2 separate regions of the Homo sapiens genome follow, and region 1 is linked to region 2. A link is a contact called in ENCODE Hi-C or POLR2A ChIA-PET data. All regions are on one chromosome and are shown on one strand. The core of a region is the stretch at or near the end of the contact, and the rest is flanking DNA. Distances in the headings are between cores, read along the strand shown.

What was found. A loop is a pair of places that touch in the nucleus more often than their neighbours do. ChIA-PET counts read pairs that join two places held with the same protein, here RNA polymerase II (POLR2A). Pooled maps may share reads with other maps.
Region 1: a map of breast epithelium shows a loop between it and region 2 (11-fold over the local background). The contact joins the promoter of ITPRIPL1 here to the promoter of ZNF514 in region 2. A Hi-C loop is called at or near these places in 1 of 168 maps with a recorded cell type or tissue (breast epithelium) and 2 of 50 pooled maps. POLR2A ChIA-PET finds 5 or more read pairs at or near these places in 2 of 52 experiments (K562 and activated CD4-positive, alpha-beta T cell).

What each region holds. Positions count from the first base shown.
Region 1 is chr2:96,320,226-96,326,876 of GRCh38, forward strand. It overlaps ITPRIPL1 (ITPRIP like 1), which reads left to right and starts at 5,092. Exons shown (of 3, transcript NM_001008949.3): 1 at 5,092-5,340; 2 at 5,522-5,624; 3 at 6,417-6,651. The coding sequence starts at 5,615. RefSeq lists enhancers at 600-709, 5,279-5,779 and silencers at 1,660-1,919, 5,007-5,256.
Region 2 is chr2:95,156,239-95,163,093 of GRCh38, forward strand. It overlaps ZNF514 (zinc finger protein 514), which reads right to left and starts at 3,610. Exons shown (of 5, transcript NM_032788.3): 1 at 3,002-3,610; 2 at 1,113-1,201. RefSeq lists a silencer at 3,437-3,686.

The DNA of each region.
Region 1 (6,651 bases), core at 3,842-6,341, 1.2 Mb after region 2:
TATTTTTAGTAGAGATGGAGTTTCACCATGTTGGCCAGGCTGGTCTTGAACTCCTGAGCTCAGGCAATCTGCCCGCCTCGGCCTCCCATAGTGCTGGGATTACAGGCATGAGCCACCGCACCCGGTCCAGATTTATTAAGCAATAGTGGTGCATTTCATGCACAGGTATCAGCTAGTCTAGTAATAATTCTCCTCCACAAATCATTGGGAAAAAGGCGGCAATTTTGTACTTTTCCTTTATGTTCAGAAGCATCAGCAATATACAACTCAATGTCTACACAGGTCTTTGTTACACAGCATGAGTCACAAAATGTTTGCCACCAGAGCAGGATAAGTTTTTGAGCTTGTAATAGCAAGAAACTGGTTTGAAGAAAATCTTGCAGTTATAAAATAAAGTGATTTTTTTTGAAATGTGTTGTTGAGAGAAGTGATTTGTCATGTAGTTATTTATTGTATCAGTTATTTTGCCTGGTTACCCTGATATCCCACCTCTAACCTCAAAACTAAACATTTTATTTGAGATCTGTTTATTTGCTTCTCTGATTCTTGGCCATATATCTAATTTCTACATCCTCTTGGTCAGGATTTCGTGTGCATCTTAAGCTTGCTTCCGGTAAGTTATCCCCAACTGCCAAACATCTTATACAAAAAGAAGGTACAGTCTCTATCCCACCGCAAACTCTCTCCTATTTCTCATAGCTGGATCATCCTGTCACTCACTCATTTCATAACACTTAGCACTTGCACACCAGGAATTAAGCTAGGTCTAATTTTGGTCTTTGCCCTTAAGGATCCCAGTGTGATGCTGTAAGGACCCAGTGAACACTGTTGAGCCCAGGAGCGAGGTGACTAATCCGTGAGCCAGGTGCTCTAAATATACAGTAAAGGGCCATTTAATTTTTGCACCAACCTTAAAAGAGAAGGACTTTTGTCGTCATGTTTGCCAGATTAGGAAGCTGAGGCTCAGGGAGGTTCGGAACCTTGCCGGACCGAGTTGGCAGGAGGCGAGACGAGGCTCTAAGCCCTGCTCCCAGAGCTCTTTCTCCCCCATCAAGCTGCGTCCACGCGGTTAGGAAGCATCGCTTGGGCCCTGGGGGATGGGCAGCGGCAAAGGAGAGCTTTTTCCTGTCCGCTCGGGGAAGAGCGCCCAGGGGAAAGGGGTTGTGGGTCCCGGCACGCGGCACTACGCTCCCCGTCCCCCGCCTCGTCTTTCTTCGGCTCGGCCCGTGGGGCTTCCGCCGCCCTGGGCTTGCAGCTGGGACTCATTTCCAGATCGGTCGAAGGCAGGTCTTCCTTCTAGGGACCGGTAGCTCAGAGGAAGGACCGGCGGCAACCGCTGCCCTGTCCGAAAGTGCGTCTCCTTTTTCATTCCGAAATGAAATTCGTAGTTGGTTAAAACGGGGCTTGCCAGCACGATTTACAAACAAGACGAGCGCTCGCTGCAATCACATGAGGAGAAAAGGAAAGGACTAATTCATAATGCGGTCACTAGAGCCTCGATGTGCCCAGGGGAGCGCCCGCCGAGCGCCAGCGGGAACAGCGCATCGCGGACGCTGCAGGGAGTGTGGCCCCTCCGCAGGCGCGTGCACAGGCTCGCATTCTGGAGGGCAGCGCATCTCAGCCGTGCGCCCGGTCCTTGCCACCCCAAACTCCGGCAGCGAACAACGCGTCCTGGGGGCGGCCCCGCGGCTGCTCTTGGAGGCGGCGGAAAAGGCGCGTCCGCGGCTTGGGGGACGGAGGCGGGGTCGGGGGCGAAGGGAGGCGGCTCCTGGGGCCCAGAAAGCTGGCGAGGATGAGGAACCTCCCCCCACCTCCACTCCCAGCTCTCCGAACCGTGAAGACACTGCCCCGGCGCAAAGCGTCTCTAGCGGTCCTAGGCGCACCTGTTTCTGTAGAAAACGTGTTTTGTGCTCACGAGGCACACGAGGGAGGGCTTTGGGCACACAGCCCATTCATACGCTGGACACTGCATGTTTATTTTTGTGAAAAGAATACCTCCTTATTGCTAGACACCTGCAATCAATCCCTCCACCCTCAGAAGATCACTGTAAACATTTAGGGATCCACCCTTTGAAACTTTTCCGAGGCATGTGATGCACAGACACACACACATAATGGGAGTAAGCCATAGCATGTTCTTTTTTTTTTTTTTTTCTTTTTTTGAGAAGGAGTTTTATTCTGTTGCCCAGGCTGGAGTGCAGTGGTGCGATCTCAGCTCACTGCAACCTCCACCTCCCGGATTCAAGCGATTCTCCTGCCTCAGCCTCCTGAGTAGCTGGGATCACCGGCATGCACCACCACGCCCAGCTAATTTTTTTTTTTTTTTTTTGTATTTTTAGTAGAGACGGGGTTTCACCGTGCTGGCCAGGCTGGTAGCTGGGATCACAGGCATGCACCGCCACACCCAGCTAATTTTTTTTTTTTTTTTTTTGTATTTTTAGTAGAGACGGGGTTTCACCATGCTGGCCAGGCTGGTCTCGAACTCCTGACCTCAGGTGATCTGCCTGCCTCGGCCTCCCAGAGTGCTGGGATTACAGGCGTGAGCCATCGCGCCTGTCCAGCAACCACTTTTAAAACAAATCCTTAACCATGAACACACATTTTTAAGCATATGGTTTTACAGATGCTGGTGAAAATGGGGAGAAAAGGGAACTCTGATATGCTGTTGGGTAAACTAGCACAGCTGCTATGGAGAATAACATGGAGGTTCCTCAGAAAACTACAAGTAGAACTACTCACATGATCTAGCAATCCCATTACTTAAAATCTATCCAAAGGAAAGGAAATCATTATATCAAAGAGAAATCTGCACCCTCATGTTTATAGCTGCACTATTCAGAATAGCCAATATGGAATTGACCTATGTGTCCAACAATAGATGAATGAATAAGGAAAACGTGGTATATGTACACAATGGAATGCTATTTGGCCATAAAAAAAAATGAAATCCTGTCATTTGCAGCAACTTGGATGGAATTGGAGGATATTAAGTGAAATAAGCCAGGCACAGAAAGATAAACACCACATGTTCTCAGTCACATGTGGAACCTAGAAAAAGTTGATGTAATAGAAGTAAAAGGTAGAACAGAGGATGCTAGAGGCTGGGAAGGGGAGGGGAAGGTGGTGATAGGGAGGGATTTGTTAAAGGATTCAAGATTATAGCCAGATGGGAGGACTAAGTACTAGGGTTTCACACCACTGTAGGTTGACTACAGTTAACAATAATAGACCAGGCATGGTGGCTCATGCCTGTAATCCCAGCACTTTGGGAGGCCAAGGTGGGCAGATTGCTTGAGCTCAGGAGCTCGAGAACATGGTGAAACCCCCACTCTACTAAAATACAAAAAAATTGCCGGGCTTGGTGGTGTGTGCCTGTAATCCCAGCTATTTGGGAGGCTGAGGCAGGAAAACTGCTTGACCCAGGAGGTGGAGGTTGCAGTGAGCTGAGATGGTGCCACTGCACTCCAGCCTGGGTGACAGAGCAAGACTCCGTCACACACACACACAAAATAATAATAGTAATAATATATAGTTTCAAATAGCTAGAGGGAGGATTGAACCTTCCCAACACAAAGAAATGATAAATGTTTGAGATGATGGATATGCTAATTACCCTAATCTGAAATTATACATTGTATGTATGAAACATGACTGTGCACCCTATGAATATGTACAATTATTATTTGTTAATTAAAATAATACAACTTTAAAACACATGGTCTTAAACATTATCGTTTTTGCACACTCTGAAGCATATATTTTGCATCCTGACATCATGTCATAAGTGAAAAGATAAGAGACTTTCATTATTACTGCTCCAAATGCATGAATGCTCAATAACCTGTGATCTATTTTTCATAATTCACATTTATAAAAAGTAACTTTGGAACTTCAGTCATTGTCAGCTAGCAGACAGTTTTTCCTGCTCCACAATTAAATAAGTCAGTATTCTTGGAAGTATTGTACAAGTTGTTTGGGAGCTCCCTACACATTGCCACTGGATAAGAAGACCTGAAACCCAGCCATGTGTGATGGCTTACACATATAATCCCAGCATTTTGGGAGGCCGAGGCGGGCAGATCACCTGAGGTCAGGAGTTCGAGACCAGCATGGCCAACATGGTGAAACCCCGTCTTTACTAAAAATACAAAAATTAGCTGGACATGGTGGCATACACCTGTGGTCCCAGCTACTCAGTAGGCTGAGGCAGGAGAATCACTGGAACCTGGGGCGGGTAGGCTGCAGTGAGCCAAGATGGTGCCACTACACTCCAGCCTGGGTGACAGAGCGAAACTCTTTCTCAAAAACAAACAAACAAATAAAAACCCTGAAACTTGTCTTTCAGCAGAGGGATTTTAGTGAGTTAGTATCAAGGGGTCATCACTTCCTTTTCTTCTTGGATAGCTGACACAAGACAGGAAGACTAAGGGCTCTTTCTGATATCTGAAGATCCCTTTCAGGAAACCCATTCTGTTGTGTTTCTTAAGGTGTGATAAAGCTTGTCCAGCCTCCACACCGTATAAAGTTCTCCTTTATACACCCATGTATCAGCAGAGCTGCCCTGTAGGTAGGATTCTTACTCCCACGTGGCCAGTGAGTAGCAAGCAAGGCCCCAAGTAAGGTCTTTGGGTGCTGTCTGTTCTTTCATGAGAGTCACTTTGATATGAGAAAGGGGTTGGGGAAAGATGCCTGAGTCTGGGCGTGGGCTGGGAGGGAAGCACATTTAGGGTGCTGAAACCACATCTTATTTCGTGTGCCATTTTGCTCAGGGCCAGCCCGAAGTGAGAATGGCTTTTCTCGGTCAATTCCTAGTTTTGCCACCATCATCCTTACACCCGAATCCTAGTAAGTCTGTTCTCCACTGAACTGAGCTGAGTGCAGCTGACAGCAGGCACGGCGGTGCCCCATTTGCCACCCCAGGGAGGCCGAGCAGCGGAGAGTGTGTGGCCACGGCCCCTCCACTCTCCCAGCAAACCCACGGGGGCCTCGGTGCGGACAGAGACCCGGTGTGGGGAGGCCGCTGCCCCTGCACGCTGGGCCACGGGGGTTTGGGCGGGGAGGAGCTTGTACTGGGTGGGCGGGGAGGAGCCCGGACGGCGGGAGCGGCTGCGGCGCGCGGGCGCCCTCGGAGCCGCGTGCTGGGGGTCGTAGGGGCCCACCGCGCTCAGCCAGACGTTCAGACGCTCGGACAAGCATGGTCTATAACCCAGGAAAGGGGAGCAGGGCCACTCCCGCGGGCGGCCCCAGCGATGAACCGGACGCCCCCACCCTGCCGGGAAAAAAGCAGTGGCGGTCAGGCCGCGCTGTCTCTTTAAGATCGTGTTCCTACTAACACTGACGGTGAGTAACCTGGCCCTGGGTCCCGGGAGACATCCCGAGGTAGGATGGGCCCTTGGCCTCCTACGGATAGGCGGGTGAGAGTACAAATCTCTGGGCGTGGAATTTGGGGAAGTTATGAATGGGGGGAGGGTCGGGTTCCGATTTGAGCCAAAGCCCCCAGGTACCTTGTACATTTTAACAGGGCTCCTAGAGAGGGCGGGGAGACGAAGCAAGGCCAAGTTCCAAAGGGAGGATAGGCCCAGCTGGCTTCAGCGTCCACACGGCATAGTCCTTCATGAATGTTGGTAAGCGCGGTAGCTTGTGAATTAGGGTGAGTGGCAGAAGCTCGGGCTTCACGGGTGGGTGGGGAGGCAGTGGAACTGACCACTGCCGGCTGTCAGGTAGGCCTTGGGCACCTGGTTCTGCAGACAGTTTTCTGAACTAAGAAGTGAAGCTAGCCTGCCCACACACGGGGTATCCACTAGCCCCTTAGGAGCAGAGAGGGCACCGTAGCAAGCAGCTGGCGGCACTGTGCCTCTCTTGCGCTCCCTGGGCAGAGAGGGAGAGGCTGAGTGATGAGGCTCACTTCATACTGGGTGAGCAGAATGAAGACTGTGAAGTCACAGAGGAAGTGGAATGCTACAACTGGCTGCCGGGGCAGAGGAAAGGTGTCACCCAGGCAGGTTCAGGGCTTTCTGGCTATAAAAGGGAGCCTCTGGGATCAGCAGGTCATATCTGGTGCCCATGGTTGACTGAGGAGTCGGGTGAGGCCACCCTACCACAAGGGTCCCCCTCCCCATCCTACACAGGAATGAAAACAGTCCCATGTACACTTTCTGGAAGCCTAAATACCACCCACACCATGTGGAAGGAAAGCAGGAGAGAGACTGAGTGGCACATCCTTTCGCCCTCTTTTCTCTCGAACCTCCTCCCAGGCCGACCACCCTTGCTGTGTCCAAGCCAAGCTCTGTGGGCTTTCTGTTCCTCCTGAGTAGCTGATTTTCAGAATTTGGGGTACCAGGGCTCTGGGGAATGTGAGCTAGAGAGCAGATAAGTCTGGAAGATGACCACTGACTCCTACTCTCCTACTTCTCCAGATGCAGAGGCCTCCATGGCTGTGATAAGCCTGCTGTTCTTGGCAGTGATGTATGTTGTTCACCACCCTCTGATGGTCAGTGATCGGATGGACCTGGACACATTAGCCAGGAGTCGGCAGCTGGAGAAGCGAATGAGTGAGGAGATGCGCCTGCTAGAGATGGAGTTTGAAGAGAGAAAGCGAGCCGCTGAGCAGAGGCAGAAGGCAGAGAACTTCTGGACAGGAGACACATCCAG
Region 2 (6,855 bases), core at 2,360-4,859:
GGAAACCCCGGAGGCTGGCATTTGTACCCCTCCACATCCAGCTCACTAGAGACAAACCTGAATCCCCCCTGAGGGCCAGTCACCATGATCCCTGATGCCAACAAGGATTAGGCAGTTACCATCTGCCAGCGGAACTGCCAGCGGACTCTAACAACAACATGAGGCGGCTCTATGATTGAGTGGTTAAGATCTCAGAGCCAGACAGCCTGGATGTAAAATTGGGGTCCCTTCCTCACTAACTAGATAACCATGAACAAGTTACTTTCTCTCTCTGTGCCTTGACTTCTTCTGTTAACCTCTCCACACTTTGGTTACCATTCTTCAAAATGGTAACCATTTATGGGAATGTTTTAGAGACAAAATGAATTAGTATGTGTAAATTGTAGAGAATAGTTCCTGATACAGGTTTTGTTCTCCATAAATAATAACTATTTTCATCATCATTAACATTATTATAGTCTTCATGTTACTGCTGCCTGCTTAACATGTTACTGGTGGCAAACCAATGCATAGAGAGGTTAGGTGACTCATCCAAGGCCACACAGCCTGTAAGTAGTAAAGTTAAGTGTGCCTCCTCCCTTATCCAGGGAGATAACATCTGAACAGGGACCCAGCTTCAAATAGCCTGCCCACCTGTCCATACCCTCAGAACCTGCTTGTCCCCAATTCTCCATGAGCTTTCCCAACCTCTCCAGAACAGGCCGATTCCCCTTTTCGTGAACCTCGATGGAAAGGCCTGTCTGTGCCACTCCATTTGGCATCAAACCATTCACATCCTGTTACTGGTGGCTGCGTCCTGGGTGTCAGGGTCCTCTTCCACTGTGGCTGTGACACTCTTTCAAGGCCAGGGCTGTCACATTACCTGGTGGTCACCACAGTGCCCTTTCTAGAAATATGTCAGAGTAAGCCCAAACGATCTGAGTGGGTGCACAGCAAGAAGAGAACACCCCGGACAGGTCAGGGAGCCATCATTCACTTGGATGGGCTCAGCCTCCTGCAGAGACAGCATTGGGTCAGTTCCCTTAGTGAAAAAAGAGGCTACTTTTTGGTGAAAAGTAGGCAAAGCTAACCATCGTTCAGGCATTTGAGGAAAAATTAAGAATACAACTCACCCGAGGCCTGGCTTTCAGGAATGAATTGGTTGTTCCCTCTTCTCCTGGGAATCTCTCTGGAGGAAGAGCAGGATTCTGAGAAGGGGAAGCTGGGAAGGTAGAAGGAGACATAAGGGAAGCTGACCCAGCCAGCACACACAGCTCTCAGACTTCCCAAGCCTGAGACCCAGAACAGCTCTGAATGTCACCTCCGTTGTTCTGAGGACACCAGTGGATCAAAAGGATCTGAGAGGCAGCTTCTAGCCTTCAAACATTGAGAGAAGTGCCCCTGTACACAGCTGCATGAGGCTCCCACCTGTCCACAGCCCACATCAGTCTACAAGTGAGTGAAGTGTGACCAGTCTGGCCATACCACTGAAGTTATTTACTGGGCATACTGTATGCAGGTCATCTCCTAGGACTTTTGGAAATATAAATATGGAAAAGAACTTCAAGGAACTTTAAATCTAGCCTACAGGTTAACAATTACACAAGACCCAAGGCAAGGCCATGCAGGATTATGAGGCTTTAAGGGGAGGAAGTTACACCTCTCCCCTCATCCTTGGGAACCCAGCTCAGAGGCCACCTCTTTCTGAGAAGCTGCCCCTGGTGTTCCCAAGCTCTGTTAGGTCTCTGCAACACACTTGAGAGCTCCTTCATTATAAAGCTTTGCATCATACTGTTCATAAAAGCCTTAAAACAAACAAAAAAACTAACCCAAACCATGCCAGAGAAGTAGTTAAGGCTAACAACATGGGTGTAAGCATAGCACAGTTAGGCATTCCTCAAGCTTCATGTGTGTGTGGATCCCTGAGGATCTTGTTAAACTCTGGCTCAAGACTTGCTAAGACACTGTTTGAGGATGTGTGGGGCCCCAGAGTCTGCAATTCTAGAGAACTTCTGGGCAATGCCTCTGCTGTTCCCAGAGCCACACTGATTAACAAGGGTATAAAGGAAAAAAGAGGGGGTGGGAAGCCCACGGACTGGGCCCAGTTCTTCCACTGGCCAGTTATGTGTCCTTGAGCATGTGCACTGAAGGATGAACAGTCGGATTAAAATGCCCACCTGGTTAGAGATAGGACGTTCTAAACTTAGGACTGGCTTAAAACCTCCTGGGTCACCTGGATTGCCCTGCCCCCAACGCTATTGGGGGAAGGGGCTCAGAGGAGATACCCACCATGTACACTGCTGACCTTATACACCGCTGAGCTAGAACGACTGGAAGAACCTTATTAGTGAGGTGATTAAGGAGGTGGATGACAAGGCTCCAAATGGCCCTATCGTCCTCTGATCCCTGGCCAAGGGCCACTCCCTCTTGGGTTTGCTTGCCCTCTCCCTGCCGCAGCAGGAAGAGATCAGATCCTCTTCTGCTCTCCTCTGGCCATTGGGACAATTTTCCATGGCCATCCCCTCCACCTCCGCCACGGTCATCTAGAGACCCCTGCCAGACCCAGGAGACTGCGGCTTCAGCCTTCTGGGTCTGGAAGGTTAGATGTCGCCACACGGAAGGCAGATGAAGTACAGCCTCACCCTTCAGTGGGATTCCCCGGCCTCTTCCTGGGGTCCTCCTGATATCGGGCTCGGTACTAGCTCCCCAAGAGGGCTCCTGGCCCTCTGCACGCTCCAGAGCCAAACCTGATGCTGTGGAGTCCATAGCTGGGGCTAAGGAGCGGCGTCCTTTCACTAGGTCCAAATCTCTGTCTTTCGGCCACAGCCCTGTGGTCCTCCCGAGGGTTCAGGGAGCGGGACGCAGGCTGGGGCTGCCTGGGGGACACGGGGCATCCCCACTAGGCGCGGCGGGGCCAGCGGACCTGCAGGGCCCAGAGCAGGGCCGGCAAACCCCGGTGCGCCCAGCGCGGCGCACTGCTGCCCGGGGTCGTGCTCTTCCCTCGCCAAGTCCGGCCTCCTACCCCCGGCTCGGCTCCTCCTCAGGACCAGGCTCTGGAACCCAGCTCCCACGTGGATCCACACGCACAGTGGGCTCAGACTACCAGGAGACACGGCCACAGCCACGCCCGCGACGCGAGGGCCCAGCGCTCTTCAGCTGCCCGGAAACAGCAGGGATTCGGTGAGAGCCTCACAGGAGCAGGGACCGACTCTATCAGCCCGGTTCGCCCCGCTGTCCCTGCCTAGCTCCGGCCTGCACAGTCCCTAGCGGGGGGCACTCGGAGGGACACACCCAGCTCTGTAAGGGGCCGGGGCGCGGGCCCAGTACAGGTCTGCGCGCCCGCAGTCTCCGAACGCTCACAGGACCAGGCCCCGCCCGCCACCCCGCGCCAGCCCCCGCCCGCCACCCCGCGCCAGCCCCCGCCCGCCACCCCGCGCCAGCCCCCGCCCGCCACCCCGCGCCAGCCCCCGCGTCCGCCCCGCGCCAGCCCCCGCGTCCGCCCCGCGCCAGCCCCCGCGTCCGCCCCGCGCCAGCCCCGCCTCCCGAGGCCGTCCCGAGCTTGCGCAGACGCGGCCGCCGCCGGGGCCCTTCAGAGCCAGCGCCGGTGGCGGGGTGCTGGCGCGGCGAAGCTGGAGAGGCGGGGCTCGCGGGCGCCTGTAGGACCTCCGCTGGGAGGGGCCGTGCTCGCCGGCCACGCGCCGGTTTTCACTCCGCTCTCCCCCAAGGGCAGGGACCTACAAGCATTTCCCTTCTCGCGCGTGACTTTGGTAGCTGAGCCTCATATCTCTCTCGTTTTTTGGGGGGAGGGGGGAGACAGCCTCACTCTGTCGCCCAGGTGGGAGTGCAGGGGCGCGCTCTCGGCTCACCGCAACCTGTCTTCTGGGTACAAGTAATTCTCGTGTCTCAGCCTCCGTAGGAGCTGGGATTACAGGTTCCCGCCACCACGCCCAGCTAATTTGTTGTATTTTTAGTGGAGACGGGGTTTCACTATGTTAGCCACGCTGGTCTCGAATTCTGACCTCAGATGATCCTCCCGCCTCAGCCTCCCAAAGTGCTGTGATTACAGGTGTGAGCCACCGCCCCCAACCTGCATATCTCGATGTAAGGCTATTCAACAGAAGCCGCGTTCCTACCCTGGATCTGCTGAGTGAGGATTTCCAGGAGGCTCTCCTGGCGTGCCTAGGGGATACTGGGGACTCAGTGCTAGATACTGCTTCTACAGGCTGCCCCGTGCCTCTTGCCTTTCTCCATCTGCCCCTGAATTCAGCGAAGGGTGCTGAAGAACAAAAGAGGACTTTGAACGCCCTCCTACTCCAGAAACAAATATCATTTAGGACCCAAAAGAAATGGAAAAACGGCCTGCTATGGTCTGAATGTATGTGTCCCCCTCAAATTCATATGTTGAAACCTAACTCCCAAGGTGATAGTATTAAGAAGTGGAGCCTTTGGAAGACTCTGCCCTCATGAATGAGATTAGTGCCCTTTAAAAACAGCCCTTAGACCGGTCGTGGTGGCTCACATCTGTAATCCCAGCACTTTGGGAGGCCAAGGCGGGCGGATCACTTGAGGTCAGAAGTTTGAGACCAGCCTGGCCAACATGGTGAAACCCTGTCTCTACCAAAAATATATTTAAAAATTAGCTGGGCGTGGTGGTGCACGCCTGTAATCCTAGCTACTCAGGAGGCTGAGACAGGAGAATTGCTTGAACCCGGGAGGCAGAGGTTGTGAGCCAAGATCGTGCCACTGCACTCCAGCCTGGGCGACAGAGCAAGACTCCGTCTCAAAAAATAAATTAAATAAATAAATAAAAATAAAAACGGGCCTTAAGCCCCCTTTGCTCCTCCTGCCATGTGAGGACACAGAAGGTGCCATCTATGAGAAACGTACCCTCACCAGCCCCTGAACTGGCTGGCACGTTGATATTGCATTTCCCAGCATCCAGAACTGTGAACAACAAATTTGTGTTGTTTACAAATTCCCCAGTTTAAGACACTCTGTTATAGCAGCGCCAATGCCTAAGACACAGTCTGAGTATTAAAACGGTGGTTTTCTGGAGGCAGTCCTCAGCCAGAGAAGGGCCACTTGTGAGGACAGAGAGATTGGTTTATCAACCCTATTTAGGAGTTCAGGACAAAATAACTTACAAAATCAAGGCAAAGACAAAATAACACGAAATCAAGGCAAAGAGACCATTCTCCTTTCCTGCTTTTGCAGTCTCTGTTTCACTTTTCTGCCAGCACTTCCAGTGGCACAGATGGCCAGGATGGCGCAGCAAGCAAGCCCTTTTCCACGCAGGGGGACATTGTCTGGGAACCATGGCTGATATAGGAGCTTTTCCATCTTCGGTGCTCCGAACCAAAAAGGTGAGGGGATGGACAAATGAGAAAAGATTTTCATCTCATTGATGGCTCAACAGAACTAGAAATGGAACTACTTCAGAAGAACTTGAGGGCCACTGCCTTTCCCTGATGCCCATTCTGTAGGCCTGCTGCAGTGTCTGAAATTCCCCACTCTTACATTGTGTCCTTTGGGACAGATCTTGATCCAGAGGCCCTTGTTTGTTACAATGCACATTCATTACCCCAGGAATATTCTCTCTCCTGCTCAGTGCTCTAGTGCACCATTTGATCTCAAAGCACTGTTGGTGGGGCTCCAGTCCTCACCAGCCTATACACTCTCCATCACCTTCAATATTCCTTTTACTGCTCCTTTGCAGTCAAATGCCTCTTCCACCCCAACCCGTGACCACTGCTCTGTTACCTTCCCTATAGTTTTGCCTTTTCCTGAATGTCACATAAATGGAATCATACAGTTTGTAAATTTTTAAGACTGGCGGCCGGGCGCAGTGGCTCACACCTGTCTCTACTAAACCCCGTCTCTACTAAAAATACAAAAATTAGCCGCGTGTGGTGGCGTGCGCCTGTAATCCCAGCTACCTAGGAGGCTGAGGCACGAAAATCTCTGGAACCCGGGAGGCAGAGGCTGCAGTGGGCCGAGGTTGCAACACTGCACTCCAGCCTGGGTGACAGAGCAAGACTCCATCTCAAAAAAAAAAAAAAAAAAGAAACGAAAACTGGCTTCTTGGCCGGGCGCAGTGGCTCATGCCTGTAATCCCAGCACTTTGGGAGGCCGAGGTGGGCGGATCACCTGAGCTCAGGAGACCAACCTGACCAAAATGGAGAAAACCTGTCTCTACTAAAAATACACAATTAGCTGGGCATGGTGGCACACGCCTGTAATCCCAGGTACTCGGGAGGCTGAGGCAGAAGAATCACTTGAACTCGGGATGCGGAGGTTGTGGTGAGCCAAGATCGTGCCATTGCACTCCAGCTCAGGCAACAAGAGCGAAACCGTCTCCAAAATAAATAAATAAATAAATAAAGCCATGCAGCTTCTGTCTTGCTCACTGGGACCCTCTTAGAGCCCTGAAATGAGGTGCAAGAAGCCTGATTGCCCCGAGGCCACCATGTTGTGAGGAAGTCCAAGCACAAAGAGAGGCTACATGCGGGGACACTGGCGAACAGTCCCAGCTGAGCCTAGCCACGGGTGCCAATCTGGGTGCCAGATATAGTCCTCCCAATTGAGGATCCAGAAATTGTGAAGCAGAAACGAGCTGTGTTAGGCCATTTTGCACTGCTATAAAGAAATACCTGAAACTGGGTAATTTATAAAGAAAAGAGGTTTCCTTGGCTCTTGGTTCTGCTGGCTGTACAGGAAGCATGGCAACGGCATCTGTTTGGCTACTGGGGAGGCCTCAGGGAGCTTTCACTCACTGTGGAAGGTGAAGTGGGAGTTTGCACTTTGCATGGTGAAAGCAGGAACAAAACAGAGTTGGGGAGGGCAGGAAGGTGTCACACACGTAAACAACCAGATCTC